3 separate regions of the Homo sapiens genome follow, and all the other regions are linked to region 3. Evidence: chromatin loops called from intact Hi-C (ENCODE). Cell type or tissue: IMR-90. All regions are shown on one strand. Each heading gives the region's core, and the rest is flanking DNA. Links, peaks and the distances in the headings are about the cores only. Region 1 overlaps LOC101927314 (a long non-coding RNA gene). Region 2 overlaps LOC101927314 (a long non-coding RNA gene). Region 3 holds the start of LOC124901364 (a long non-coding RNA gene).

Region 1 (10,902 bases), core at 2,876-7,875, 1.4 Mb after region 3:
GGGCATTCTGAGCCATCATTCTCTGTTGGGGAATGCAAATGTACAAAATTAAAGTCAAATCAAAATATAATTTAAAAGGTAACTTTCATATGAAAAATAATTTTTTGCATTTCAACACCAATTTCATTTATTTATGTGCAATTGCATTATTGCGCTAACATACATAACTGAGAGTTATTTTTAAAAAGAATGAAAGGCAAAATTCTGTTATATTCAGAAAATTGTACAATTACATCTGTTTGAAATATCTTCCAATCTTTATTACATGAGTCTCATAACTATTTCAAAGAAAAATCAACTGTATTACAAAAAACTTTTACTACTATTCCAGTAGTTCATCCAATAAGTGGTAAAATCCCTGAACTGAACTTCAATACTAATCTATTTAATCCTGACTCTGAAGCAGTCAGAATAATTTCAATGAACTATGAGTTAAATTTTGACTGTTTGGTAATATCTCATAACTTTTACTTAAATATTATTAAATAACATTAATTCTCTAAGATACCATTTAAACAAAATGAAACTTTTCACATTATTAATGTAAAGCACAGTAAAAGTTATCAAATTGTCCTTGGATTCTGAAATATGTCCTATAGCGTGTTGTAGCCAATCTGTTCAGAAATCCTTCTGCTGATTTTTCTCTGCAGGCTGGCTGCAGAGCCAGGAATAGGTTAATGAAATGCATGCGAGGAATGAAAAAACAAATTATAAGTGGTAATTCAGCCACTAAACCTTCGCAAGGCTGGGGGGAAATAGGAAAATAAAGCTAATCTTATTTCATTTTACTTAACATACTCAAAATGTCACCTCATAAATCCTATTTTCTGTTTCCATAAAGAATCTGTGTTAGAACTATTGTTTATTAAAAGTTCTGCTGCCATATGGATAACTTAAAAAAAAACTCCCTTCAACCCTGTACTATGTGCAAATATCCAGCAATTTTACATTCATGGTTTAAATTTTTAATTTAAATTCTCTTCATTTCCTCACAAATCAACTTGGTGCACTATGTAAAGAAACTATGTAAATATCAGGACCTTGAACTTTGGTACAAGAACTTCCCTCAAAATATATTTATATGAACCACAAACAATTCAGAAGATATTCCTACTGAAATCATACTTCCAACTAACAGCATTTTGTTTTTTAGAATTTCTTTGAAGGCTCAGAGACTGGCTTAGATTTTTAGCCTAGCAAATTAATAATGTACTATAAAATTTGAGAGTGCTATCATAAAATAAATTCGGAACTCCACATGCAAGCTCCTATATTAAAATACATTGGGATATATTAAGAAAATAAAGTATATCAGCCATATTCTAAATATACAAACAAGCAACATAGGGATACCTAGCTAACAACAATGCAATATCCAAATGAATACTAAAAGACTGGATCCATAAAGTTATGAAGAACTCTGCAGTATTCACGATTTTAAGACAGAATGTGCTGCCTTTGAATTAGAGCAAAATAAGGCTCCTAAAAAAGTTGAAATGATCAATACTAATTCTACAGAAATATAATAGAGGTCTAAATCACTAAAAACAAATCATCATCTGAAATACAGCCAACACATTCTAATGTTTTTCTTTAAAAATATATTCTTCTCCTTTTCCTTTCTTCGTGAATTAATGAGTCAAACTCATGAAATCTCTACACAGTGACCCTTCATTTTTATCTTAAATTTTAAGAAAATGAGAAAATTTTGATGTTACCACTATCTTTTCATCTGAACCTTTGCATAGTGCTATTATTCCATGACCTAATTTAGTGATAAGAGATTCTGCTTCTGTGTCTATTTAAAAGTTCAGATAGAATCAACTCAGAAAACATATATGAATTTCTTTAAAAATATACTAGCACTTTCAAATCTGCCTTCTAATATTTGCATTGTAAAGTACAATCCCTTTAATCAAGCACAACTTACAACAACAACAACAACAAACACAAGTTTTGAAAAATATTTTGGTTGTATCAGATTTCTTAAGAGCCTTCCACAGAAAGTTCCAAGTTCCTATCATAGAGTTTAAAGTGTTTTCATCATAGGAACTTTAATGTTAACATCCTTAGAACTCAGTGAAAGACAATGACCATATTGTAAGAAAAAAAAATCATTTATCTTTATTTTTGTATTAAATCATTATTCTGCTTGAGGCTTAAGAGATTTATTTTTAAACTTCTGAATATAGAAGAATACTAGGTTAGCAAATTATTTTGGAAAAAGTAATTTTAACACATTCCACATAAATGGGCTTTTGGAGAGTGAATTTAAATTTTCCTACTGTGCCGCTAAGCACCTTTGTATTAATAAGCAAAAGAAAAGAAACTGTCTACTACAGCAGTCAAAGTATCCTTTGGTTGCTCTATTGCAGGATATGTAGAGCTTATGTAAAGGGCTACCAGGCTACCAGGCTTTCAAAAACCTGTAACTCAAATTCTAAAGTGAGGCCAAAGATCACCTACCTCTACGTGTAAACCTAACTTAAATTCTAAGAAAAGGCTAAAGATCACTTCTACCTGTAATCATTTGAACCTGATTTCTCATTTGTACAAATGAAAAAGGCTTTTTAAAATATTGCTGTTAAATGTATCATTTCAAAACAAGGCCATGCTACATCTGGGGAGCCAGGGAAGTAGAGGCCGTGATGAAGAATGGAAAAAAAAAAAAAAAAAGTGGCTTTCCTGACTTTCTTAGCCCCTGGTACTTGAGTTGAATAAATAACAATAGGGCAATTCTGTAGTCTTTGAGTACACTAAACTTTTTTAACCCATGTTAAAAAAAAAAAAAAGCCAAAAGTCAAGCTAAATTATATTTCCACCCTTAAAATTGTCACGACGTATTTAAAGATATCAGCCTTTAATATCACATACAATGGACTACCTTTAATTATCCAAAAATGATGTGTGCTATTTTTTCATATATAAAACTCCCATTTTACCAGGAATATAGGCCAAATAGGTTTAATTATTCTGTTATGAGTAGTAATTAAAGTGTTAGGATAAATACCTGATAAATAACAAATCAGTCTAAGTTTTGAGCACTTTAGTTAGTTTGTTTTTTAATACAGATAATTGACTACAGAATTAAATCGCAAACTGAAAAATAGAAATCACCCATGTATTATCATTCACCTCACAGCTAATCTTTGCTCTTCCTAATTTTTCTTTCTGCCAGTAATTCAAATCCATGAATCTCTAAGATAGTTAACCTTTAAGGAAAGGATTTTTGTCTTTGTCCAGAATTTTAACTTAGCAAAAGAGAAAAATAGGACGTGAAGTCAGACGATCTGGGACCAAGCCTTGGCTAGGTAATAGAGGTAATCACTAAATTCTTAAAATTTTAAGTCTCTTCTCTGTAAAATGGGCCTAGCACCACCCAGCTCCCAGTGTGATAATGAAGGTTAAATGAGATAATGTGCTGTTGGGCAAATAATTGGCAATAAATATCTTTTTACTTCCTTTAAAATAGGAATATAATTTTCTAATAGAAGTTTGCTTTTCTTTTATTGCTGGTTTTAATTTTTTCAACTTTTACTTTAGATTCAGGGAGCACTTATGCAAGTTTGTTACCTGGTTTTATTTCATAATGCTGAGTTGTTGTTTTAAATTGCATCTAAGAAAGAAGTAAATGAACCTATATATAAGTCACGTTAGAATTTATAACAAGTAAAATCAGCACCATGTACTTTAGAATCTGAGGGACAAGAAAAAGGGTTCATGTTATCTTTCAGGTTAAAAGATGCACTTGGATGGTCCAAGGGACTTGAGGTCCTATTTTTTCCCAGTTTTCTCACCTTTCACATTTCTTACTTTTATCCTAATGTCCTACTATCATATTTTCTGGATCTCATTCACATACTTTTTATAGATCATTATTCCTGAAAACAAATGAGAATTTGTTTTCAAATTCCAACCAGCCTATAGAATTGAGTGAAGTAGTCCAAGTCTAAATACAACTGATGACTGGACTTTCAGCCATATACATTTCTTAATTATTTTAAAGTAAGTTATAGATAAAGTATTAATGAAGTATTCAAAAAACTTTTATAAAATCTATTTATAAATCTAAAATTATTATACTTTAAATATAGATATGTTTTTTCCTCTTTCAGTTATAGTGTATTTTAAATATTCATTTCAGAAATACATGAATGCCAAAATTAAAATAACCTAGTTAAAATTATCACTAAAATATATACGTATATATATATATATTATATATATATATAATATATATATTCAGCTATATAACCTGAGTATGTGAGTATTTCTTTTAGGAAGCCTTTAGCCTCCAGGCATTCCTTTTAAACTCTTTCTAAGGTATGTCCATAATTATGTTCCCACAATGTGTTACAAGAAAAATATAAATTTCAATGATCTAAAATGATCATGACATCAAGTTTGAAAAATTTTTTACTACTTATGTTGTTAGTCATTAAAAAAATTATAGGCAGTTTAATTTCCAATGATTAACGAAACCACTTATACAATTTTTTTCACATTTTGGTATCAAAAACCTTTATTAAAACACTATTTTGAAAATGTATTTTCTCAGTGGCTTGTACATCCTATCTCAGAATGATTTTCTTTCATTTCCTAGAACTCTGTTTTTGCAAAGAAGATGTAAAGCTTCGTCTCAAAATTAATTATTTTAATTAAAAATAAAGTATTAGTTTTAAAGATATCTGTGACATAAACCATTGAGAATCCTTAATATACACAGGCCATATTAATATTCCTAATGTATACTGTATCATATTCTTCCTATGTATATTAGATCCTTATGGTAAATAGGAAAAGGACAGATTTGATTTAAAACAAAATAAACCATCCTTGCTTTTTTCTTAAAAGGCAAACTATTTCTTTTTAACTAGAAAGTGTTTTATAATTATCCACTTGTTCACCATCCTTAATATAAGAAAGGAAAGTGTGTATATTTATTTTACTAGTTGATAAGTTAAAACATGTCGAAAGAGTACAAATTGTGGTGTTTTCATTAGAAAATATAAATAAAAATATTAAACTCCAAAATATTTTTATTATAAATTGTTTTTAAATGTCTGCTTTCTCTATGAATTTAAAATGATTGGCTTGAGCACAATATTAAGTAAAAAATAAAACAGTTTTCCTGCCTGAAAGACTCCTGAATAAAGAGAAAATTATTTTTGGATTTCCCTCTTGATCAGATATGAAATATTCTGAAACGCCACCACTATAATTTGATAAAAAGCTTGATATCTCCAAATGAAAATAGGACTCAGCACTTTCATTTTTCTGTCTCTAAAGGAACCTGGGTAAACTGATTTTTTTTTTAAATGAAAATCTCAGGCATAAAGGTGGCAGTAATGAAGCAAGCTTAAATATGTGCTGACCTTTGAAATGAACTGCAATCCGCGTTGTTTGGCCAAGGATCTGACTGTGTTACTGTCTCCATCTATTTCTAGCATGAAAGATGTGGGGGTTGGAGCTGCTCTGCTCTCTGGTGGATGTTGACAGCATGGCTGCAAACGCAGCAGCACCGAAAGAGACAGCTACATACCAGGGATCGAAAAATTAACCACACAGCTGTCAGAGACAGAACTACAGCGCAGATATTTTCTAAAAACCTTGATGGCAAGACAAATGATAAATATGTTTCAGTTTTCTAAATGCAGTATATTTTGTGTTAAGAGGAACATTGCTGTTAGGAAGAGGAGGTAAATTGACAATATATAAAATTATCAAGTGATTTGATAAATCATTAAAAGTTTCAGCTAGTTTTCTTAGGGAGTGCACACATAGAAAAGTATACAGCCTCAAGAATCACACTTTTTGAATTAAATACATAGTGAGATTTTAAATAATTGTCAACGTTCCTGGAGTAACATTTTCTCATTATGATTTATTATTATTATTATTATTATTTTGCTTAGGATAAACAGTTCATAGATAATTAGTTTATGCAATATTGAAGGACGTGTCTCTTTTAAATAATTCCTAGGGATTCTCAGAAGCTTCAAAATACAGCCTAGCACCATCTCCTTTAGTTGTGGACCATCTAAAGGTCTGTACCTCAGTTTTATCAGCTATTAGTGGACTGCCTCTACAAATCTCACTCTTTAAAAAATGAAAAATGCATAAAAAACATGCTGAAGAACACTAAAGCTACCACAGTTTGCGATATCGCAATTAAGTGAAGTCTATATCTTTGGTATAATCTATAAGCACTTATAAGTGAAAATGGATTTCCTCATAGAAAAATTTAATACACATCTCCTTGTTCTAGTTTACCATAAACGTAGTCATCAACTCAACAGCCACTGACTAAAATCTCACATTGTGTTCAGCAACGAGGCATATTAAGTGGCAGAAGATATGGTCCTTGCAGTCAATGATTTGCAGGCTTTGAAGAGTGGTATGTATGTAAAAAAATGTTAAATGACATAAGTCAATAGTCAGTCAAGCACTCAATTGAGCATGTGGTATAGTTGCATCTGATATGAGAGAATCAAATGCTGATATTGGAATGATCCTGAATTGCCATTTCTCACTGGTGTTTTACTTTCATTTGGATCACCTATTCCAGTCTCTTAACAACAACAATAACAAAATACAGAACTTGAAAATAATATTTTCTTGTGGCAGGAATATAAAACTCAAGAATGTTGAAAGGAATGCTTCATAAAATTAGCTATACTAAAGGAAACATTATATATATGTGTGTATATATAGACATACATATATATTCCAAATCCCTGATCTAGCAATTTTTAACCTCAATAAAAAGGACTATTTCTATTCAGTAGTAACCAGAGATTTTGATTGAGTTATGCCTCCTAGAGGAAAAAATTATGAGAAACCTGGATATAAAACATTGATTTCTTTATGGTCCAGAAAAAATGTATTTAAGGGAATTTTAAGGTACATATGAGTTAAAAACTATTTATAATATTTCCTCTCTCATTCAGCAAATTTTGGATTTCCAATGTATATTCCAGAAGTCACATTCTCTAAATGAGTAAATAATACAGGCGCGACTTTTTTAAAAAGTGCCTTGTTGTACCTAAGTGCACTGCAGGACATCTGGCACATTTCATTCTGAAATGATGTTTATCCACAGAAATGCCATCAGTGGAAGATGTATTGAAAAGCTGAAGGTCTATTAAGGGAGTATGGGACAGCTGCATACATTCTGTAATCTGTATAAGGCCATGGAAATGACACAGCAATACCCCATCTGTGGCTTTGGTTTACAGAGCTTTGAATAAAAATTCAAGATCAAACTTCACTTGTTACAGAAAAGAAGAATGCTAAAAGAAAGCTGGTATTAATGGGCTCAAATATAAAGGTCTGTTACTGTTACCTTTCTCCTTAATATAAAATATTTTATGGAATTTCTACACCTTCAATAAATACTAATATTATATATTCACCCCTTAATGTTATTTGAAAAACTGCTTGTGGAGAACTACAGTTTGCACTTTTATAATTTAGGCCATTTGTGAATAGGCTTAAAACTTGCAGAAGTGCTAGGACGGAGTAGGGCAGATGTTCAAACTTCCCTATTTGGGCCTGCCAAGTCCTTCATTCTGGACCTACAATACCCCAGCCAATTCAAAACTCAATGTCTCTTAATAGAGATTACTAATCAAGCTGATTTATGTGGTAGTTTAGGAGGTGGGGTCATTCTTTTTTTAGTGGTGTTGTTTCTAAAGAAAGTTTAATGCTCACAAAAGCCTCAGATTGACAGCTCCACAAAATGGAAATTCACAGAACAGAAGTATCACATGCTAGGGGGATACAGCCACCCCTTATGCTAACCTGCCAATTCACAATTTCAACCTGCAAGGATCTGCCACCGAATTCAAGAGATTAATTCAGTCCCTGTGCCCGTTCAATCCTTTGCCAATAAGGAGGCCAATTAGTTTCAACTACACTGGTTAGTTTACTTCTGCCTTTATTTTTTTCTAACGGGGGCATTTTCTCTCCATCATTTGGATGATTTTGACCCCCAATTCATTTCAGGTTACTATGAAATGGCTGTCAATCACTTGAAACCAAAGCCTAATGTGACCCAAGGCCTGAGGTGAAAAGTTCAGTCATTAGATATTGAAACCATCCAGCTCTCTACTGTGGTGAGTTTCATACAGCTCACAGGAAAACAACAATGAAATTCATAATATTAATAAGTTCAAACTCATATTGTAAATCTCTATTTAAAAATGACAGTCAACTAATTAACACGTTTAGCTGGCCTCAGTTAACTTCCAGTCTAAAAATGTCAATTGGAAGCTTTCATTAACTCATATATATATTTCTTTTGTGCATTCATAAAATAAATATATCTCAGAAAAGTTATATTTTTGTCAAGAATTAAAATATTCACCATATTGAATTATGACTTAAATTTCATTTTAGCCTTATATTCCTAGAAAATAAAGTCTCAGTAATGCTATAAAAGTGCAATGTTACCAAAAAAAGGTAAAGATACTTCTGAGATTTTTTTAATTTAGCAAATGAAAATATTCGATGCAAATATGGTGCTACTAACACCTGAACTCCGAAGGATAGTAGAGAGATGAAAGAATAAACAAATAAATTGAAGAATAATATATTCTTAGTAGGGAGTAAATGTGTAGGATTTTTTTTCCAAAAGCAGAAATAGGTGAAATAACATTTTAATTCTTCACAAACATTTATTTCCGAAAAAGAGCTAACAGAATGGGTTTTAATATTAGGAAGGGGAACAAAGAGCCTGAGGCATCTGAGGGAAGGGGGTGTGCATGATGAAGGAGGAAGGATCACAGATGAGAGATTGATCCTGAAGGCTTCTGTTGACATTGTCTTTGTGAATAAAGCATCTACTATGCCCCCAAGTCTTCCACTTGGCACAAGGCTAATGGGATTTGCATATGCCACAATAAACAATAGGTCTTTAAACAACATGCTGGCAATGCTAGACAAAGATCGAGACTGTGATATTTGGTAAATATATTTCTGAGCTATCCGTATTTATCTCCACTAAATTCAGAAACTTCCAAGTTATTTTCTTCCCCCTGAACTGCAGTCAGGAATTCACAACGGCACAAGTTCTCTAGTCTACCCCTAGAGGGCAATAGAGAAGGCAAGAACATTGTGGTTTGTAATCCAAAAAGGTGGAGAATGGGTAGGGGGCAGAAATAAAAAAATGTTTAAAAGCAAGCAAATTTATCAGTACAGCATTTCCAAGGACTGACAGCCAATTTTATCCTCAAAAAGTACTTAGTGTTTCATAAACCAAAAAAATTAATCCTATTTCTGCTACAATCTACTATAAGTATCATTATTAATGCTTAGAAAAATATCCAGAAAGTGCAGCTTAAAGAGAAGGAACACCAACCAAAAACCACTCAAATAAAACCAAAAACTTTTTTTTTTTTTTTTTTTTTTGAGACGGAGTCTCGCTCTGTCGCCCAGGCGGGACTGCGGACTGCAGTGGCGCAATCTCGGCTCACTGCAAGCTCCGCTTCCCGGGTTCACGCCATTCTCCTGCCTCAGCCTCCCGAGTAGCTGGGACTACAGGCGCCCGCCACCGCGCCCGGCTAATTTTTTTTGTATTTTTAGTAGAGACGGGGTTTCACCTTGTTAGCCAGGATGGTCTCGATCTCCTGACCTCATGATCCACCCGCCTCGGCCTCCCAAAGTGCTGGGATTACAGGCGTGAGCCACCGCGCCTGGCCAAAAACTTTGAGTTAATATGAATAACATTGTTTTTAAAACTTATTCAAAACTTTATAGTGTCCATATTGATACAAACACCTCTAAACTTAAAATAACCATTAACAATCACTGGCAATGTAAATACATGAATAATAAATCTGCTTTTATTTCCAGTTGCATATTTATATGACATTTACATATGTATGAAGATCTTTTAAATGTTTGTTTTGACTAATTTTAGAAATCAAAAAAACTTGCCAAAATAATACAGAGTTCCGTATACCCCAACTCAGTTTCCCCTAGTGTTAGCATTTTGTACTTAGACATAGTTATCAAAACCAGGACACTGATTTTTGTACAATAATATCAACTAAACTATAGACTTCATTCAAATTTCTCCAATTTTTCCACTAATGTCCTTTTTCTGTTATAATGTCCCATCCAGGACACCACACTGCGTTTCTTTGTTATTTTTCCTTAGGCTCTTCTAATCTATAATTGTTCACCAGTCTTTCCTTATCTTTCATGACCTAGAAACTTTCTAAGTTGTGAGTTTTGGCAAGAATACCACAGAAGAGATATTGTGTTCTGTTCAGAACATCATTTCAAGGGATTCATGTTGTCACTATGTGTTACAACTAGTGTTAACATTGATCGCTTGACTAAGGCAGATTTCTGACATTTTTAAAACTAGAAACTTAATTATATTCTTTTTATACCAAAATTCACAGCCTTTTAAATGTACTTAATAACAAAAACTTCCATACTACCAAAGTAGAATAGCCAAGCTAGTGACTCAGTAATATTCCTTGAAGAATAATATATGCTATTAGTGTACACTAGTCCTTGAAGAATAGTATAAGCACTGTGCTCGGTGGGCTTCTTAAGTGGAAAAAAAGAGATTTTGATTAAGTAAATATTATTGTTAATTGTCCCTTTTTGTAAGACCCAAAGGCACTTCTTCAATATAAGAACATATATCCCCTCATATCATTGCCAAATTTGAATTATATCTATCACTCTACTCATGGTGTCTTTTTGCCTGCATGCTCTTCCAGACCAGCTCAAAACAGTTCAGAACCATAGGATGGAGAAAAGAGAGCTTCATATCATATTTTCTAATGTCCTTTTTTATGGCATAGTCACAGCAGAATGATCCCAGGTGGAGAGAACAGTTCAATGGGAAATATCATTAATACAAGAGGGTCTCCAACTAAAACT
Region 2 (10,902 bases), core at 3,134-8,133, 1.3 Mb after region 3:
TGTCTGCAAGTGGCCCGTACCCTCAACCAGACTGAGAGGCAAAATGTCTGTGTCAGTGTACATTATTCATCCATCATTGGGTCAAGGTCTGCGGGACAGACCCCCACATGGAAATACCAAAGCAGCCAGGACTTAACGGTCTGAGATCCTGAAGAAGGGGATTACTGCAAAGAAATGAGCCCAACATTCTGCACTTCTTTTCTCCTTGAGGCACTTGCTGAATCTTAAGTTCAAATCAGTATCTGACCTTTACCTTTCCTGCAACCTCTTTTCAAATCACTTTCTCTCTGTGATCCAGCCATAATAGCTACCCCTCACTCTCCTTTCTGGTTTCCTCAGTGCACTGTTCTCCCTTTCTCTCTCACCACAAGAAGATTATTTGTTCTGCTCCAGTTAGATGGAATTATTATTTTCTATTCACCCTTAAAGTTATCTCCATAGCCACACAGAAATTGTAGGACAGGTCTAAGACACTGGCAAGAGGACATATAGATAGAAGGCTCCCAAGGTCACCCTGAGGGAAATGAAAATAAGAGATAAAGAGAGAAAGGATCTCTTACATGACAATTAGAGGAGGCATCTGCGTGGACTGATAAGTGACTTAATGAGAAGAGAAAAAATATGTTTTGTACTATCTGCTGGATTCAAGTGTACATAAACAACAATTCATAACTTTCTAGTGTTGTACTGTATCTACACTTCTCCCTAAATACTGTAAACATAAGTAACAACCTATAAATCCTCAGGGAGGCTTTCCTGATAGATCCTCTCCACTCACCTTTCCCACCCAGATTAGGCCTGCCTCTTCATGATGGATAAATTTTCTTAGCACAGAATTCCCATTTTCTGTAGCATTTATCTTAGTTTATAATTCTATATTTATCAGTGTTATTATTTGGTTATTGTGTCTCCATCACTAGGCTGTCCATGAGGCAAGACCCACGTAGGTTTCTCCCTATATTGTATTCACAGTGCCTAGTATTGTGCCAGACACCTAATAAATATTCACATATCTGCCAAATAGATGAGGAAGCTGGTATTCACTTGACAGAATGTCAGCATCTACAGGGTGAAAAGCCTGGCTAAGTTAGATTGTTTTAAACATTATGGCCTGTAAATAAGGATATGGTACCTTATTAGTGCCATAAAAAATAAAATCATTTTGGGCAAATTTTATACAATTTGAAGCACTCAACTTATTAAACTACCTATGCAATCTTTAATAGACAATTAATGAGCGCTCTTCATATACAGTCATAAAAAATACTTCATCTATGGCCTCAAGGCCTTATTGAGCAAGATAAGGAATAAACAGTACTCTATATCATAGAAGTATGCAGTGAACAGGAAAAAGCATGGGCTTTCCTGGAGTGGATCTGGACTCGTATCCCACCTCCGTTTCTTACCATCTATGTGACAATGGAGAGTAATTTAACATTTCTGAGTATTTTATGTAAGATGAAGATAGCATTTATCTCATGGGGTTGTAATGATTACATAAAGAAATGCAATCTTCTTAGCACAGAGTTGGTACACAATAAATGCTGTGAAGCTGGTATAATTGCAGACAGAATCTGAACTTTCTAATCAGGAGACCCAAGTCAGCACTCCTGCTTGAAAATTTGTTACTGATTGACCAAGAGAAAGTTAGTTCATGAGACTCAATTTTATGAGACTCGATTCTTCTATCAGTAAATGGGCATGATAATACGAATAAATAACCTACAATTAAAATTTATCTGTAAAGTGCCTACTAAATTTTTTGGCAGAAAGTTGGCTTCAATAAACTATATGAATAAGGAGGAAGGGAAAGGAGAGAGAGAGAAGATGTTAGGTTTGAGGTATCATATGTCGACACACAATGGAAATATATAGTAGACAATGGGAAAATGTGTGTCAATAATTCAGGCAACAGGTTTAATTGAATATATGGAGTTAGATCAACAAAAGTAATTTTTCCTATTATTTTCTTTCAATACACATTATTTATTTTCTCCAAGGCATTTATCACAATTTGTAATCGCATATTTATTTGTTTACTGGAACCTTATCTCTTACAAATTGGTTTTTATGAGGGAGGAGTTATAACTGCTTTTTACTCCACATAGAGCACATAATAAGGGCTCAGCAATTATTGTTAACTGAGAACTATCAACTGAAAATCTGTATCTATAAAAGACAGGTCAGTCAGTCAGTGCTCAGTGGTGGAAAAGAAGAGCTATTAGAACACTGAAATTCTAATAGAAATGAATACTGTTCATTAAGTTAATTACAGTTATTTTAACTTAATAAAACTGGTGAAAATATTTTAAAAGTTTAAATTAAAATGATATCCCCATGAGCTGATGCCAATATGAACAACATTTATGTTAACAACATTGTCTGATGTGTAGTAAATGAACAATAAATATTATTGAATGAATGACAAATTTATGAAACCAATTGTAGTCCATGTGTAATGATTTTATTAAAAGCCAATTTTTAAGATGCATTGTAAGTCATAAGAAATATTTCAAAATGTACCAGTTAACCAAGGAAAATAAAACAGAGAGAATGAGTAGAGAAAAATGCAAGAATTACAACTATTGTCAAACATAGCATTAGTTGCAAAGTTCATTTTGTCTTATAGCCACATATAGCATCAGAAAGAAAAAGAAGTTTAAATCAGGAATCCTTAGGAAAGTTTTCAACATGTCACCAAAACAACAGATGGTATCCAATAGAAATAGTGATAAGAACCAACTGAAAAATAACATCAGAAAAAAGCAAAAGAAAGAAAAGGGGAAAAAATACTCTAGCCTAGAGAATAAAATAGGCCCACAAAATGTTAATATGTAAAAAAAAAAAAGAAGCCAACCAATGAAACTTTTTATCAAAACAGCATAAATCCTGCCAAGAAAAAAAACTATAAAAAATTTTGGTTAGAGGACCAACAAAATTATTTTAGTTTTCTTTAATCAACAAATTAGATAACATAATGTATGTGGATTTTCATATCTTAAGAAAACTTACATACCAATAAGAAATCTCTGGTTTTAAAACATGTTGGAGGGAGGTAGAACACATACAAATATATAATCAATAAAATAATGAGAGATAAAATAAAATAGTTTCTTTTTAAGTACTAAATCAATACCTAATTAAATAATTTGGAAATAATAGGAGCAAAAATTGCGTAAAGGATCTTTTGGATTTCTTCTCCATATACCGATTAAGAAAATTGTCCCAAGGAATTGAAAAATTTTACCGATGATAAAATTATAAAAATGTATGGAAAAGGAAAATTAATTCAATATAGCATGATTTTTAAATGAAATTATCTTCTCCTTATAAGGAGTCTAATATATACCGAGTAACATGCTAGGCACTTGGGGGATGGGGAAGAATAAGTCAGATATGTTTCCTGCCCTTGTAAGTTTACAGTCTAATGAAACAGGAAGTTAATAGACAAACACATTAAAAAATAACAGATTGTGTTACATGCCATCAAAATAGGAATAGAGTACTATAAGACAGCTAGGGGAGCCCTGAAGCCTTTTAGGATATTATAAATTGCCTGGAGAAATTAACAGCTTGGAATACAGCAGTGAAAATAGACATGCAGAGAAAATATATAGAAGTATTTTTGCACTGGGATTTACTGCTTTTTAAAAATAGATTGAATGCGGGAAGAAAATGTAAAGAAAAAATTCAAGGATGAGTTAGCAACTTGTTAGATGACTTTAGTCATTTACTACAATGAGGGACAACTGGACATAGGAATCTAGAGCATGGAGAAGCTGTAAGGATGGAAGACTTAATCTTTTTTTTTTTTTTTATTTGAGACAGAGTCTTGCTCTGTCACCCAGGCTGGAGTGCAGTGGCGCGATCTTGGCTCACTGAGACCTTTGCCTCCCAGGTTCACGCCATTCTCCTGCCTCAGCCTCCTGAGTAGCTGGGACTACAGGCGCCCGCCACCACGCTCGGCTAATTTTTTTTGTATTTTTAGTAGAGACAGGGTTTCACCGTGTTAGCTAGGATGGTCTCAATCTCCTGACCTCGTGATCCGCCCGCCTCGGTCTCCCACAGTGCTAGGATTACAGGCTTGAGCCACCGGGCCTGGCTGGAAGACTTAATCTTACTGTGCCATCAATATATATTTTAAATTATTAGTGGTTGCGTTTCCTGGGAAGAAAGCATAGAAAAGGAACACAGATTCAAAATCAAATCCAGAGGAATTCCCACATGTAGTGATAGAAGTGGAAAAAACTAGGCAAACACAAGGGAAAAGAGGTAGAAGAAAATGAAGAGAGTAACTCTTTTGTGGCTTCTTGCAAGAATCGGCCCAATTTTTAAAAGGAAGGAGTGGTCAGTTGAGCCAAATGCTGCTCAGAATACGCTAAGCTCACTCCCACCAGCTACAACCCACTCCTCCTGCCACTTTCAGCCTGACTCAAGAATAAGATAAATCTCTAAGTATGTTTCAAATTTATCAAACATAAATAGGTCCCAAGTATGTGGGCCTTAAAAAACAGTAAGACTCACATATAGAAGGACAATGTGAATGAATAAAAAATTGCCAATTTTCAGCTATAGATAGTAATCTGGGATAATTTAAATTAAATGAACATTTTACTACATGCCAAAGTAAACTTCAGAGAGTTGTTAAATGTTTTTTATACATTGATGAAAAGTGAATAGAAAAGAGAATAGAATATCAGATCTACGAAAGAATAACTTTCTCAGATTTGAAGCAAAGAAAAAATAATGAAGGAAAAGATCAACAGATTTTAATATACATTCACTTAGAACTCCCAATCAATGAAAATCAGTAACTCAGATAAAAAGCACGTGTAGGAGAAAATATTCTGAAGTTGTAATGGTTGTATTTACTGAGACTTTACTGGATCAGTCACAAGCAGGTAACAATTAATTTATTATTTCCCACCACTTTTCCTGATTGATCAGATTTCAAAGCTATTTGCAGTCACTTGCAGAAAGTAAAAGTTCGATTCAGTCTAATATCAAAACTACAGATCATCAGCTAATGACATTCTTCTTCCCTCCTCCAGTTTTGGCCTGCCCTGGACTCAGAAACCCACAGGAAGGAAAAGAATATAAGCAGCTTCTTCACATTTTCTTCACTCCACCTCTTTGTAACTACTCTCTAGCTGCTATTTTGGTCCCTCTAGAGTTGGGTCTGCAGGAGTAAATTAAGAGAAAGGGACAGTGTACTATGGCTAATGAGCTGTCTCTGACATCAGGACTGCTTGTTTTTTTCCCAGGGCATTTTGGGAAACTTCTTGGTTCATTGAAAGCAGAGGATGTCATCTTATGCTGGCTTTTAAGACAAACTTCCTCAGTCCCCTACCTTCTGAGGCTTCACAGTATGGATATTCTATCTATTGGAAAGTTTCCCCCAACCCAGAAGACTTGTTTCTCCTGAAGGTGAATCTTCCAGAGCAGAATCTCTTTCAAGATAATACAGTTGGCTTCCCTTCATCCAGTTCATTTGGTCTGCTGGAAAACTCAAGCATCTTAGCTCCCCCTGTGGGTAATTCAGCTAGTTCTTCTACATTCACAGGATCTAACCAGCCAAGCTGTCACTTTGGGACTGCTCAGGCCTGGGTTGGGTAGCAGTTCCTGTTTCCCTTAAATTTCAGGGGACATAAGACACTTCCCCTCTCAAAGTAGATTTCTTAAAGCTTCTCCAGCTTTGCTGGAGGGGGAGAAATATCCCTTCTGCTACTCCATGAGGAATGAGAGAGGGAATGCCACAACACACACACACAACTCACTCTCCATTTCTCTTTTACCCCAAGATAGCCTTTGTAACTGGCCTGTTGTGTATAATGTTGTTTTCACAGTACTCTGAGACCATGAGAAAATGCACAGTTAGCATGCTGCTTCATTGTTAGGGTTGGAGTGGGTCCTTTTACATTGCTGGTAGCAATTGTATATCAGTACAACCTTTTAGAAAGAATTGCAAGGCCTAGTAATTCTGCTGGAAATACTACTCAAAAAAACCATGAAAAGGTCTATGCATATAGATGTCCACCGTAGTATTCATTGTCTAAAGCAGTTCCCAGATCACAAATGTCTGCTAATGCTAAATCATAAGGAGAAGTTTGTTTTCTCAGAAACTTACATTAACAAGTATTTTACTCACCCTTTCTTACTTTTAACTTTTGCTTGTGAGGACCCTCACTCTTCCCCACTAGTCTTGACTTCCTAATCTTATTTTCATCGTTGTAGGTCCAAATTTTGTTGGAACTTTGTTACATGAGACACGATTTTGTTAGTTCTCTCAAGCAACTTATGGACAACAGCAGTTACAAAAGAAAGAATGAATGAGGAAACCCCTGCAAGAACACTCAACTGTCCAAAAAGAATAGTGAAACTGCCTGAGGCAGCAGTCACTGTCAATCAAAGACATCACATTGCCCTACCCAGACCACCATAACAATTTAATCAGAATCTGTAGGGGTGAGCTGAGGCTTCATAATTTCTTTAACCCCTCCCATGGGTGATCCTAATGTGTAGCCAAATTTGAGAATCACCATTATAGAGATTATCATCTAGAGAAAAGAAGAGACAGGCAAAAGAGCACATGAATAATATATGTATTATAGAGCCAATCAAAATTTTAAAAGATGAAGAACAGATAGAAAAACATGGTATAACCTCTAAACATAGCATACAAAGGCCTTTATCATCTCATCTCTACTTACACTATCCTATTTGTTGCTCCTTTCGTGGTCCTTCCCATCCTGTGTTAGAACCACACTAACCTTCTCAGGTACCTAAACATGCTAGGCCCTCTTGGGCTCAGCCTGATTTCCTTCTTGATCTACCTAGATCATTCCTTCTCCCAGCTAACAGATGAGGTGCATTCCCCTACAAATGGCCTCTCTGACAACAGAACAAGACTCCGTCTCAAAAAAAAAAAAAAAAAAAAAGGCCTCCCTGACCATCCAGGCTGACCTGGATGCCTATGTATATCATAGCACTTCCTGCTCAAAACAGGTCATGTCACACTGTATTGTAACTGTTAGTTAATTTATATTTCAGTTTTTATCACTTTGAAAGCAGGAACACTGTCTTCATTTCATCTCTGAATCCTAATATCTATCAATGTGACTCGCACAGAGGAAGTGTTCAATAAATGTTGGGTTGAATTTTTTAATGCACATAATATAAATAATCATCAAATACAAAATTGTAACTATGAAAACATTTTTGGATTGGAGAATTATATATTAGAAGAAGGAGGAAAAGAAAAAATGAGTGACAGAGAAAGAAAACAAAGAAAGCAAAGAAGAAAGAGAAAGGAGGAGAGAGGGAGGGAGGACAAGATGGAGGGAGGAAGGCAAGAAAAAAAACTAATACAGAATACCTTGTAATTGACAATAATTATAATTTCATTTAATTCACACAGAATTCTCTGGGGTAAATACTATTTTTCTTATCTCACAGATGATTAAACTGAGGTCAAGAGAATTAAATCATTTATTCAACTTTGGAAAGTTTATAAGTACTATATTCAGGTTTTGAATCAAGGTTTATAAGATCAAAAATAGCTATCATTTTCAGAACTAAAATAGTTATTTTTTAACCTTGATTTAAGAGAAATGTTTCATGGGCTGGAGGCTACAAGCAGGGTGAAGTACCAGCAGATAAGAAAGTCAACACAGGTCTATCTTCTATAATGCTCAAAAGTAAATCCACTCACATACAAATCCACAGTTGCAGTCCTTGTGGAGAAAATTCAGCAAAACCGTATTACTGAAAAAGTATCACAGTGATTAGTTATTTTCTGCATTTACCATTCTATGTTTAAGCTGCCATTAAAAGTCTATCACATTCGACATTGTTTAACAGAATTTCTTTGCTAGGGTGTTATTAATACATAACCATTCTGCAGATTAGATTTTCAGGACCAAAGCTGAATTTCCTCAACTTCCTAAGACTAACTTCATCAAAATTGAAACAAAATAGGTGGTATCTATATCTCTGTGCTTATGGTTTGTGATAGCCTACAAACAAAAGGAAGTTGTGAGATTTCATTACACGTGTTAGCAATAAGAAACCAACAAAAGAAGCTATTTTAAATACACAAGCAAAATCTATAATATATAACCATAAGTATTAAGAAAGATGCTTTGAGAAATAGAAGAGGACACACAAAAATATGAAAAGATATGCCATGTTCAAGGATTGGAAGAATCAATATTGTTAAAATGTCCATACTACCCAAAGCAATCTACAGATTTCATGAAATCTCTATCTAAATATCAATGACATTCTTCACAGAAATAGAAAAAAAAATCCTAAAATTTATATGGAACCACAAAATACCCAGACTAGACAAAACTATCTTAAGCAGAAAGAACAAAACTGGAGGAATCACATTCTCTCACTTCAAATTTTACTACAGAGCTATGGTATTTGAAACGACATGGTAATGGCATAAAAACAAACACATAAACCAGTGGAACTGAATAGAGATCCCAGAAATAAATCCATACATTTATGGTGAGCTCATTTTTGACAAAGGTGCCAAGAACATACATTGAGGAAAGGACAGTCTCTTCAATAAATGGTGCTGGGAAAACTGGGTATCCAAAGGCAGAAGAATGAAAATAGACCCCTATGTCTCATCATATAAAGAAACCAAACCAAAACGGATTAAAATGGATTAAAGGCTTAAAGCTAAGACCTCAAACTATGAAACCACTTAAAAAAAAAAAAAAAAAACATTGGGGAAACTCTCCAAGACATCGGTCTGGGCAAAGACTTCTTAAGTAATATCCCACAAGCACAGGCAACCAAAGCAAAAATGGACAGATTAGATCACATCAAGCTAAAAAACTTCTGCACAGAAAAGGATATAATCAACAAAGTGAAGAGACAACCCACAGAATGGGAGAAAATATTTGCTAACTACTCATCTGAAAAGGGATTCCTAATCAGAATATATAAGAAGCTCAAACAACTCTAATGAAAAAATTTTGATAATCTAATTTTTTAAATTGGCAAAAAAATCTGAATAGGTATTTCTCAAAAGAAGACATACAAATGGCAAACAGGTATATGAAAAGGTGCTCAACATCACTGGTCATCAAAGAAATGTAGATCAAAACTATGAGACATTATCTCACTCCAGTTAAAATGGTTTTTATCCAAAGCCAGGCAGTGACAAATGGTGACAAGGATGTGGAGAAAAAGGAACCTTTATATACTGTTGGTGGGAATGTAAATTAGTACAACCACTATGGAGAACAGTTTGGAAGTTCCTCAAAAAACTAAAAATAGAGCTACCATATAATCCAGCAACTCCATTCCAAGGTATATACCCAAAAGAAAGGAAATCAGTATATCAAAGAGATAACTTCACTTCCATGTTTATTGCAGCACTATTCACAATAGCCAAGACTGAATCAACCTAAGTGTCCATCAACAGATGAAAGGATAAAGAAAATGTAGTATATATACACAATGGAGTACTATTCAGCCAAAAAAATGAATGAGATCCCGTCATTTGCAATAACATGGATGGAACTGGAGGTCATTATGCTACATGAAATAAGCCCACCACAGAAAAACAAACATTGCATGGTCTCACTTATTTGTGACAGCTAAAAATTAAAACAATTGAACTCATGGAGATAGAGAGTAAAAGGATGGTTACTAGAGGCTGGGAAGGGTAATGGGTAGAGGGGATGCGCAAGGGGGTAGGGATGGTTAATGGGTACAAATAAATTGTTAGGGTGAATAAGACCTAGTATTTGCTAGCAAAATGGGGTAACTATTTTAGCAAATAATTTAATTGTACATTTTAAAATAACTAAAAGAGAATAGTTGAATTACTTGAAACACAAAGGGTAAATATTTGAGGTGATGGATACCCCATTTACCCTGATGTGATTATTATGCATTACATATCTGTACCAAAATATCTCATGTAACTCATAAATGTGAACACATACTGTGCACCCACAAAAATTAAAAATTTTAAAAAAAACCTTTTCTTAAAAAAAAAAAGATGTCTTGAAAATTAAGGGTAAACACCTGATAGGCACAGAGAGTACAAAGCTGAATTCACTCACATTCCATTTTCTCTGGAATCCCAAAACCTGCTAAAGACAGGAGATTTCAAAAATAAGCACAAGACCCTTCATTTCTTAATTTTATTGGAGGAAACTGAGGCTCAATACATAAGCCTATTGCCCAAGCATTCATGACTACAGGTAGACCAGCCAGCATTCAGCTCATTAAGAGCCAATCCCATCTTTATACTAAACTATAGTGTATCTCTCCATATTCATTTCTCTTTTTTTATTATTATACTTTAAGTTCTAGGGTACATGTGCACAATGTGCAGGTTTGTTACATAGGTATACTTGTACCATGTTGGTTTGTTGTACCCATCAAATCGTCATTTACATTAGGTATATCTCCTAATGCTATCCTTCCCCCAGCTCCCCTTCCCCCCGACAGGCCCAGGTGTGTGATGTTCCCCGCCCTGTGTCCAAGTGTTCTCATTGTTCAATTTCCACCTATGAGTGAGAACATGCAGTGTTTGCCATTTCTCTAGCCTTACAAAATCACAGCCCAAAACTCCTAAATATATCTGCTCTGTTTATTTTATTCCTTTTCCTCCTTTGGTCAAAAGAGAGTTTTCTTAAATCTGTATTTTGTTTTTATTTCTTGTAACGTACAGTTTCTAGAAATGTTGTCATATTTCTCCTTATATTTTAGTCATACAATATAAACTTATATAAATATATATAAAATATATATAATCAACAAGTTTACGCAGAACACTGTGTAAAACTATTATACTGGATTACTTATAATAGCAAATTTTTGCATTGAGATAAACAGCTCACTATTATTATGGAACATTGACTTAGGTAACAT
Region 3 (10,902 bases), core at 5,283-10,282:
GCTAGCAAAATGACTCCGAAAACTTTAATTCCCTTAACAAATTAGAGCAAAATTTTATTCTGACAAATGTTACATAAAATAATTTCTTGGTTTTTTCCCAGTAGCCTAAAAATTTTAATTTTTTTTTTTTTTTTTTTTTTGAGATGGAGTCTCGCTCTGTCGCCCAGGCTGGAGTGCAGTGGCGCAATCTCTGCTCACTGCAAGCTCCGCCTCTCGGATTCACGCCATTCTCCTGCCTCAACCTCCCAAGTAGCTGGGACTACAGGCGCCCGCCACCACGCCCAGCTAATTTTTTGTATTTTAAGTAGAGATGGGGTTTCACCGTGTTAGCCAGGATGGTCTCGATCTCCTGACCTCGTGATCCGCCCATCTCGGCCTCCCAAAGTGCTGGGATTACAGGCGTGAGCCACTGTGCCTGACCAAAAATTTTAATTTCTAACTAACATTTTCAGGTGAAAAGTTTTTTTTTTTAAAATATGAATGCTATGTAGGGAGCTTCCAAGAAAAAGAAATTAATGACCTCTGGTTAGCTTTATTTTAAATAAGAAGTGGAAAATAGAACTAACTTAGGTTGACTATCTATAGCACAGAGAAGAAGAAGAGAAATTATGTGGAAGTCAGTTCATGCTCTGTTTTTATTTTTCCCCTAGCTTTATTAAGGTATAATTAACAAATAAAAACTGTGTACATTTATGGTATATAACATTTTGATATATGTATATTTTATGATATGATTACATCAAGCTAATATATCATCCATCGGGAGGCCAAGGTGGGCGTATCACGAGGTCAGGAGATTGAGACCATCTTTGCTAACACGGTGAAACCCCTATCTACTAAAAATACAAAAAAAAATTAGCCAGGCGTGGTAGTGGGCGCCTGTAGTCCCAGCTACTCAGGAGGCTGAGGCAGGAGAATGGCGTGAACCCAGGAGGCCGAGCTTGTAGTGAGCTGAGATCGCGCCACTGCACTCCAGCCTGGGCGACAGAGTGAGACTCCATCTCAAAAATAAATAAAAATAAAATAAAATATAAATATATATATTCCATCACTTCATATAGTTGTTTATTGAGGTGAGTATATTTAAGATCTAATCTATTAGAAATTTTCAAGAATACAATACATTGTTATTAACTGTATTCATCATGATAAACAATAGATCTCTGTAACTTAGTCACCCTTTCTAACTGAAACTCTACCCTTTAACCAACATTTCCCCACCCCTACCTCCAGCCCCTAGCAATTACCATTTTACTCTCTGTTCTATGTGTTCAACTTTTTTAGATTCCCCATGTATGTGAGATCATGTAGTACTGTCTTTTGGTGCTTTGCTTATGTCATTTAACATAATGTTCTCTACATTCACCCATGTTGTCACAAATGACAGGATTTTCTTCTTTTTTAAGGCTTTGTAGTATTCGTGTGTGTGTGTGTGTGTGTGTGTGTGTGTGTGTGTTATTCCTTTATCCATTGATCCATTGATGGACACTTAGATTGATTCCATATCTTGGCTGTTGTAAATAATGCAACAATGAACATGGGAGTGCAATTATCTCTTTGACATACTGATTTTATTTCCTTTGAATATATATCTAGAAGTGGAATTGCTGGATCATAGGGTAGTTCTATTTCTTTAGTTTTTTGAAGAGACTCCATACTGTTTCCCATAATAGCTGTACTAATTTAATTTCCCACCAATAATGGACAAGGGTTCTCGTTTCTTCACATCCTCTCCAAAACTTATTTTTTCTCTTTTTTATAGTAACCATTCTAACAGGTGTGAGGTGGTATCTCCTTGTGGCTTTAATTTGCATTTTCTCTGATGATTAATGATGTTGAGCTTTTTTTCATACACATGTTGACCATTTATATGTCTTCTTTTGAGAAATGTCTATTCAGGTCCTCTGACCATTAAAAAAATAGGCTGTTTTCTTGCTACTGAATTGAGTTTCGTATATAATTTGGATATTAACCCTTTATCAGAGGTATGGTTTGCCGATATTTTCTGTTGACTCTGTTGATTGTTTCCTTTGCTGTGGAAAGCTTTTTAAGTTTGATGCAATCCCATTTGCCTGTTTTTGCTTTCCTGCCTGAGTGTTATGGTCAAATCCAAAAAAATCATTCTCCAGACCAATGTCAAGGAACTTTCACACTATTTGTTCTTCTAGTAGTTTTACAGTTTCAGGTCTTACATTTAATTCTTTAATCCATTTTGAGTTGATGTTTGTATATATCGTGAGATACAGGTCCAATTTCATTTTTCTATGGGTGGATATACAGTTGTCCCAACATAATTTATTGAAGAGACTATCCTTTCCCCATTGTGTGTTCTTGGCACCTTTGTGAAAGATCAATTGACTGTAAATGCATGGATTTACATATAGGCTCTCCATTCTGTTCTATTGGTCTATGTGTCTGTTTTTATGCCAGTACTATACTGTTTTGATTACTTAAGCTTAGCAACATACTTTGAAATCAGGTAGTGTGATGCCTCTAGCTTTGTTGTTTCTGCTCAAGATTACTTTAGCTATTCAGGCTCTTTTGTGGTTCCATACGAATTTTAGAATTTTTTTTTCTATTTCTTTGAAAAATATCATTGGAATTTTGATAGGGATTGCATTGAATCTGTCAATCATTTGGGGTCATATGGACATTTTAACAAATATCAATTCTTCCAATCCATGAACACAGGATATATTTCAATTTATTTGTGTCTTCAATTTCTTTCATCAATGTTTTATAGTTTTCACTGTACATCTTTCACCTCCTTGATTAAGTTTATTCCTAAATATTTTATTTTTTGGTTGCTATTATAAATGGGATTGATTTCTTCATTTCTTTCTCAGATTATTTTTTGTTAGTGTATAGAAATGCTACTGATTTTTTGTATGTTGGTTTATATTCTATAACTTTATTGAATTCATGTATTAGTTCTAAAAGTTTTTTGATGTAGTCTTTGGGGTTTTCTATATGTAAGATCATGCCACATGCAAACAGAGACAATTTTATTTCTTCCTTTCCAATTTGAATCCTTTTACTTCTTTTTCTTGCTTAAATGCTCTGGCTAAAACTTACAATACTATATTGAATGAAAGTGGTGAGAGTGGGCACTTTAGTCTTGTTTTTGATCTAAGAGGAAAAGTTTTCCATTTTTCATATGCTCTTTATTTAAAACCAGGTAATCTCAGTTACTTTACACTATATTCAAGAGAATATTGACATATTTGTATTCCACTGGCCCCTATTCAAATTGCCTTCCTTTTTCCTAACTGAAATCAATACAGTATACCACTCCTATCTTTTAAAGTCTAGGAAACCTTAGAAAGGGGTTTTTGTGTTTTAGGAAGTGATATTAAGTATAAACAAATGTCTTCTCCCCAAACATGACCTCTCATAGTTTTAGTTGACTGAATGTGTTAAACAAGGAAAGTTTAATGTATGTCTAAATTTCTTTAAAATAGACTCCTTTCTTTAGCTGTCTTAGAAACAAATAAACATTTGGATGAAAATATGTGGCAGAAGATACATGAAAAAGAAGTGATATGTCTCAAGCAGGTCTCATTCTCTAGCCTGGGTGCTGTTCTTCTATAAAAATTTCTCCACACCATGGATAGCACCTACTACAAATGAAAAATGTGAGACCTCAGATTCACGTACGTTTTTTCTTCCTTCACATTCTTGCAGTTACAGAGGTACCATTTATTAGCATGTATTCTTAATGAAATTTCCTGAATTGAAATTAAGTTGTTTTTACTAGGGTCAGCATTAGAGGTATTTCAGTAAATAGTTAAATGTTGCTGAAAAACCTGCTATCCTGGTGACTTCGTGATATTCCTGGGAGGGGGTGGGGGAGATGGAGGAAGGAAAAGAGAAATAAACTAGTAAAATTAGCACATCTAAAACTGAACACAATTTCTACAATTCTCTTTTGTTCTCATCTGTCTATGCTTGTCCATTTTCTTCCTTAAAAATGTAATCATGGTATCACCATTCTTTTGTCTTTTTTTCCCCCTACAGCCATTCAGGCACCAGTCATTTGCCTATCCTTTTCAAATTTCCCTGACTGACCACTTTGAGTCAGATCTACACCAGCAACCTCCTACCTAGTTAACCTCCCTGCTTTCATCCTTACCACTTTCCAACCTATCCAATGCACTGTGCCAACTCTCTTCCTTCCAGGAGCATTATTTCCATCGGATCTCCCCCTCTACGATGGCTCTTAATTGCCTTTTGAGTCTAATTAAAACTTCTTCCAGACCCTCTACCAATTAACTCCATACACTGTTTCCCTTAGCAGCCCTCTCATGCCAGGTGCCAGCTCCTGCTCCCCGGCCCAGCCCAGCAAACCTGCTCGCCCTCTGCCTTTTCCTGCTTCCTGCCTCACATTGTGCCAGTTCCCTTCTACCCAGAGTGCCTACTCCACTTCTCTCTTCTTTCTGCCAAAGCATTCTTCCTTTTTTGTTTTTGAGATTGCTAAATCACCTCCTAACTAACTTTGATTACTCTAAGGGTCCTAAAGTTCTGCATTTAGGTCTGTTCTTTTGGAAATGCGTGTGTCTTCACGTACCTGCATTATCGACACCTTGCAGGGAGCAGTGCCCACATATCCTGGTTCAGGGACTCCGGCGCTTGGCGAGAAGTCCGGCTCTTTGGGGCTAGTGGCTTGGTCTTTTCCACGACCTGGTGAAAGTTCCTCTACTGCCAAGGCCTTGGCTCATGTCAGACCTGCATTCTCCCTGGATGTTCTGGTTCCTGCCTTGACTTCCCTTTCCCGCCCGTAATGTGCGCTGCCCTGGAGGTCTCAGGCAGCCACAGCCCCCCTCTCCCCCCGACCCCATTGCGGTGGAACACCGGAAGGGTCAGGGCCCTCCAGGCGTTCGGAAGGCAACTATGTAGGAGATAGCACGGGCTGGGGCCGCTTGGGGAGGGGACTATAGGCTGCAGGTGGCTTCCCGGCAGAGGCCGCTTCCTGGTCTTCGTGAGGCGGCTTGGCCTGGGTCCTGAAAGGTGGCGGGGTGGCGGGGGGAGCCGCCAAGCCGAGGCCCCGCTGCTCCCCGAGGCCCCACTGCTCCCCTCTGTGTAGCGGCTTCAGACCCAGACCGCCTCTCGTCACCCCCGTGAGCTCCTGAGGACACGAAGTGTTCATAACTCTTGACCCCAGCACAGCCCAGGAGGCCCTGCGCTGCTCATGCGGCAAGAGGGAGGCCGGGAGGGCGGAAGCGCAGCCCTCTAGCCTCCCGCAGCGAAGCCGTTCCTTCGTCCCTGCTTCGGCCATCGGAGCCTGCCCGACACACACAGGAGCCCCGGCTCCCCAGACGCCAGGCCTGGCTGGGCGTCCCAGGGGCCCTCCGCTCTCACCCAAAGGGGTGCCTGGCCTAGGCAGGCTCTGCTCGAGTGGCGGAGGGACCCCCACATTGCGCCGGCAGAATGGCCCTTGGGGAGGTGAGAGGACTTTCCGAGTGGAATGGGACCCCTAAGCCCACTCTAGGCACCGGCTTTCACCGCAGCGCCACTCCCGGCGACTCCAGGATGTCGCGGGGCGCCTGTGGGATCCACAGCGTCCTGATTTCCAAGTCCAGGGACTGGAGGTGGCCCTGGGCCACTGGGGCTCTCTAGACGGGAGGCGTGTGTGGATTCGTGAAAAGCTGCGGGTGATTAGTGCTGCTGCTGTTTCGTGTGTGTGCTTGGTTTTAAGTGCATGAGCCTAGTATTCTCTTCCTAATCCAGGCTGCTATAAATGACACCACAGATGGACACTATAAACGTCAGGAGTTTGGAAGATGTTGAAGAAATGGAGTGCTTTGCAAGAGTACGGGGCTAGCCATCGCATCACAGGAGCTACAGTCGCTGCAGTCACTGGTATGTGGCGCCAGGGGCCCGACTGATCGTTTCAGCTACAAGTCAGGACCTGAACATGCTAAACACAAAATGTCTCCTGAGTGGCAGCCCCAATTTAAAGCTAAGCAGAATCGGTGGTGCCTTCCCTGGATAATGCAACTGAGATGACTGTCCTGCATTTCTCTTCCCCCACACAAATAGACGTAAGGCTATATGGTTATTTTTAAGTTAGAAAACATTTCTTAAGCCGGGCACAGTGGCTCACATCTATAATCCCAGCACTTTGGGAGGCTGAGGTGGGGGAATTGCTTGAGTTTAGGAGTTCCAGACCAGACTCTGCAACAAAGTGAGACATGGTGGCACATGCCTATAGTCCTAGTTACTGTGGAGGCTGAGATGGGAAGATCCCTTGAGCTCAGGAGTTCAAGGCTGTAGTGAGCTATGATTGCACCACCGCAATTCAGTCTGGGCGATGGAGAGAGACCCTGTCTCAAAAAACAAAACAACAAACATTTCTTATTAGTCACAGCAAAGACCTCCATTGGAGTTGGCAACAGTAGTGCTTCAGGTTGGATTTGCGGTAATTTATACAATGCTTTCATATACATTATTTCATCCGAGCCTTACTTCAACCCTGTTGCAAAGTTTAAAAAGGAATATTATCCACATTCTGCACATGAGAAAACTGAGATCTGAAGATGTCAACTGACTTTCCCCCGTTGCTGGTTAGTAAGCATAGAAGTATAGACAAACACATGTGTTCTGACTGCAAATCCTTTGCCCAGTTCCATTAATACTGCTGGGATCTGCCTGAAGTCCATGTCCTTTCTCTTCTTCTCCTTGTCGTGTTACTTTGGATAAAGGCGGAGGGAGAAAACAACATTCATGGTGCAAATGGCCCATAGTATGGGAGGACAAATGCACTGGGCTCTGAGGGAAGCAAAGTTCAGCTCCACAGGCTGAACTGATACCTTTGGTGGGAGTTTCTAGGGGAATGTTTTCCCTAGTCTGGAAAATTCTTCCATGGATGAGTTTCTGTTCAAGTGATCCACTTTTTAAAAAACTCACTTTTGAGTGGTAAAACTGAACAAACCTACTATAGAGCAAGAAGTGTCTGATGAAAACTGGGCTGGGTTAAAATAGCATTTGCTGGACTCCATTTTTGCTGATTGAAGCATTGTACCTGTTATTAACCGTGGCTTCTAACCTGGTATTCTGGTCTTAATGCCTGCCAAAAGCTGAGGCTCCTTAGAGAGACTAAAGACTTATCTGCTACAGCCTCAACATGTAGGAACTAAGGAACTGGGGAAGTGATTCTTTCTTCCTACCTTTGGGAACTTTTCTGGTATAGAACGTAGTGTCTTTTCTGGCTAAACTTTTCAAATATCTACTCAGGAATTACCTAGAACTAAATGTTTAGAAACCCTTGTAGGGGTCATATGCGTAGTCACCTTCATAAGTGTTTGCCTAGGAGGGGTTGAGGGAAAGAATGTAGAGTGAGGAAGGAGAGGAGTAAGGGGAAGGAGAATTGGATCTGAAACAAAAACAGTTGTGCTGACTGGGAGGCTGTAAAATCAAAGGTAGTTCCGAGCCGATGCCACTGTGGGGCGCCAAAGTTCTACTCGGCTAAGGCCCGCCGCTTTCTTGGGTGCGAGGACAGAAGTCCTGGAGAACAGATGCACTGAGGGAAGAGAGCGGGGAGGAAGGAGGGAAGGGAAAGGAAAGGAGGGGTGGGGCTAGGGTGTCCTTTATTCTCCAGTTAAACTCGCCTGGGAGACTTTGTTACATAACAAGTCTGTGCGTGGGGGAAAGAAGACTTTGTTAGACGGAAAGAAGGAGGGTGTGGGGAGGGGGTGAAGCTCTTAGAAAAGAAGAAAATCTCGGAATACTGAGTTGACTTGGGAGCACAAACGGTCCTCGTGGCTTCAGAGACGCTGGGGCTTATTCTCAAACTGGGGCCACCACCTTTTTAAAAGGGCTAGCGAGGAGGGGAGATAGGTTTGGAAAGGGTACCTTCCCCGACCCGCCACCCAACACATACAAACCATAGACCCCGCCCAACCTCCCGGCCCCTGGCCCCACTTGCTACCCCCTCCTATGCCTGGGGGCTGCTGCCTCCACGAAGCCGGGCTCTTTCTCCTCCGGGTAGCCGCGGCTCCATCTGCAGCCCCCGAGGACTCCTCAGCCGGGATAAAGGGCGGCCTCCCCCGCCTGCCAGCGCCCAGGATGCTCAGCCGTCAGCTGCGGGGAGGCGCTGATTTCATTCCGGCGCGGCTTTCGCTGCGGGCGGCGAGGGGCGGACAGGCCGGGGCCCGCGGGGCGGGGCGGGACGGGGGAGGGAGGCAGCGGCCGCGACCTGGGGAGGCTGAGCGCCCCGGCCCCGCCAGGATTTATTACATCCCAGCCACTGGCAAAGGTTAGGAACGCGCATTTGGAGACGGGATAATCCAAGTTTAAATATTAAAAGTAAAAGCAGAATCGGTCGAATATTTACCTAGAGACTGAGCAGATCAGATCTCCCTTTGCGAGGGGAGAGGACTGTGGAGGAGCCCGGCTCCCAGGCCCGCGGCTCTAGCGCTGCGCTTCCCCAGTGGCATCGCCTGGGACGGCCAGGACCCACTTCTGAAGCTTCCTCAGACTGTGGTTAAGGGGGGCGGACCGCGGATCCCCTCGCTCTCCCAAGTCTATCGGAGTCGGTGGGGCTTGGTCCAGATCTTCTGCTTTGTATATTCTCTTTTTTAAGGGCCTCCCGGACCAACACAAAAGGTGGCGGAAAGTACGTTGGATCAATAGCAAAGATTGTTATTTAGATAACGAATTAATCTCCCTGTTATAGTACTTTTTGTAGTGAACTTTGCACCCCTTTCATAAGAAAAAGGAATTTAGAGAGAGAAGAAAGTCTCAAACAGGATTAAGGTTTTAATTACAATTCCCTATCGAAATAGTATGTTTGATGAGCTGATCTTATCAATTAATAGTAACATTAAAGCACAAGAAACAGATTCACGGAAATATGCTTAAAGGAGCCTTTAAAAAGTAATCGCACTCGGGGAACTAGCGGGGCAGGCGGCCAGCGATGCTGCGTCCGAGCAGATTTCGGAACCCCCCTCTGCTCGGACTGGTCCAAGCGGGGCGCGCATCTGGGGCGCAGGATGGGGCGGGGGCGGCGGGCACGGCGCTGGGAGACCAGGCTACGCTGGTGGGAGGGAAATAATAAATAACAGACGCCTCTTCCAAGCCGAGGCCCACATCAAAGTTGGGGCCCCACAAGGGCCGTGCAGTTCACTGCATTTGGGTCAGCGTTATATTCCAGGGGCAAATAAAGTAATTTGAACATGCACCAACAGTTTTCCATAAAATACGAGTTAAAAGAAGTAATAGAACTAATCACTGTCTCCTCAAATCAAGTAGAAAACATTTCAATGCACTAATTAGAGTAATTAGAATAATAAGCCTCTGCCTATATGTGGTAAGACAATGTGTACAAACAACTTTATTTAATGTATACTGGTAATCAGCGATGCGTGCCTGCTTGAATGCTTAGCGCAATAAAACTACCCTCCGTCCGCCCAAACAATCAAACACAAATTAGTTTAATGATTGTGCCTGCTGAATGTCTTAGAAATCTACAGGCAGAGGCGAGTAAATAGAAGCATCCTTGTTTGCGTGCGACCCCGCCCGGGCTGGCCGCGGGGCCGGGTGAGTGGCCGCGGGCGGGTGCGGCGGGAGCAATCGGGAGGCTCCGCCGAGCCTGCAGAGGCCAGGCCCGGCGCCAGCACAGACCTGCGCCCCGCAGGAGCCCCTGCTGCTGCCCTTGGTCGCCTTCCCACTCCTCTCCGGCCAGCTTCCCGCCTCTGCGGCCCTGCGGTGCAGTTCTGGGCCCCAAACCCGCACATCCCCAGCTCGGCCTCACCTCCTCCGAGAGGCGAAAGGCCGCTTTAGAACTCTCCCACCGCCCGTTTGCGACGCTTTTCAGAGCTGAGTGATTTCCTCTCCCGGGGCGACTCCTTCCAGGGGCCTCGGAGGGCTAAGGGGGATTTCTGCGGGCCCTGAGAGCCCCCAGTTCGCGGAGATGGACTCTAGGCCTCCAGTACTGAGGCGCGGCCCCTCACTTTCCGGGCCCTCAGCTCTGGCTTGAGATGCCGGGGTGCCCAGAGGGTCTCCCGGGCTCCCTTCTCTAGGGAACTGACTTTAGGCCCAGCAGGGGAGTGGTTTCCAGGGGGTCTAAGAATTCGTTTTCCCCCGTGCTTCAGCTCTTAAAGAGTAGGTTCCTCTTCATTGGAAGCAGGGAGCTGAGGTCAGAAACACCCAGAAGTTTGATGGGTGGGAGCTGAAGGAAACCTGCCTCAGAACTTTGCTCCCCAGCTCTCAGCTGTCCCCCTTCATTCTCACAAATACCGCCCGCCCCCCTCAAAAAAGCAGGAAAAGCCCAGATTACTGTACTTCCCTGGGCAGCTGTCCCCCTTTCCTCTCCAGTCTTCCTGCACTTGTCTCATCTCCCTCTTTCTCTTGGGGCACCATCTTCCACAGTTGCCTCTGCCATGCAGGTGCAATGTCCTGGGCCCGACTCTGCAGAGTCAAGTGGAAAAGCCGGGCAGGCAAAAAGCTAGGAGACTCTCCTCCGGGCCTCGAACCCTTGTCACTCCTAGGCCCACTGCACCTCTGCCCCAGCCACGCGTGCCCCCAGAGAGGGCTTGCCAACTCCTGCGTCTAGAGCCCACTTTCCCGGGGCGACGGCTATACCCAAGACATCTGGACTCCTAATCGCCACCGCTAGCCTCTGCTGGGGGCAAACCCACCAACCGTGCCCGTTACCCCTAGCCCGCTTCCTTGGGAAGCGATAGAGTGGAACAGCTCGACGTCCGAGCTGTTGACCCTTCCCCTGGGGGTCCGGGCGTCGAAGCCTGGGGAGCCGCAGAGAATCCCTGATTTCCAGGCAGGAACTCAGGGGCTGTTGGCAGCGTCCCGAGCGAAGGCCGGGGCTGGGAGTGCAGGGAGTGCCCCGCTCCTTTCCCTGTCTCTCTCCTCCCCGCGCGGCCGAGCTAGGCTGTCTGGGCCTTCGCG

The links. Peaks named below come from ENCODE experiments on the same cell type or tissue, not always from the same donor. Only the 100,000 strongest peaks of a DNase experiment are listed, where the experiment ranks them.
Region 1: it touches region 3 in a loop (13-fold over the local background); 12 of 110 quality-filtered maps call a loop at or near these places.
Region 2: it touches region 3 in a loop (12-fold over the local background); 2 of 110 quality-filtered maps call a loop at or near these places.

The regions. Positions count from the first base shown.
Region 1 is chr6:97,435,360-97,446,261 of GRCh38, reverse strand. The region is part of intron 1 of LOC101927314 (a long non-coding RNA gene); the gene reads right to left. Among named protein-coding and RNA genes, the nearest start is that of MMS22L, 160 kb to the right of the region's middle. In IMR-90, for the core only: a CTCF peak has its summit at 5,454 (motif pointing left); no DNase peak of the experiment used is centred there.
Region 2 is chr6:97,581,176-97,592,077 of GRCh38, reverse strand. The region is part of intron 1 of LOC101927314 (a long non-coding RNA gene); the gene reads right to left. Among named protein-coding and RNA genes, the nearest start is that of MMS22L, 300 kb to the right of the region's middle. RefSeq lists an enhancer at 1-437. In IMR-90, for the core only: a CTCF peak has its summit at 5,515; no DNase peak of the experiment used is centred there.
Region 3 is chr6:98,842,506-98,853,407 of GRCh38, reverse strand. LOC124901364 (a long non-coding RNA gene) reads right to left here and starts at 6,399. Exons shown (of 2, transcript XR_007059690.1): 1 at 4,568-6,399; 2 at 3,143-3,834. RefSeq lists a silencer at 4,982-5,201 and an enhancer at 5,312-5,431. In IMR-90, for the core only: a CTCF peak has its summit at 7,440; a DNase peak (open chromatin) is centred at 7,467; H3K27me3 peaks cover 4,478 bases.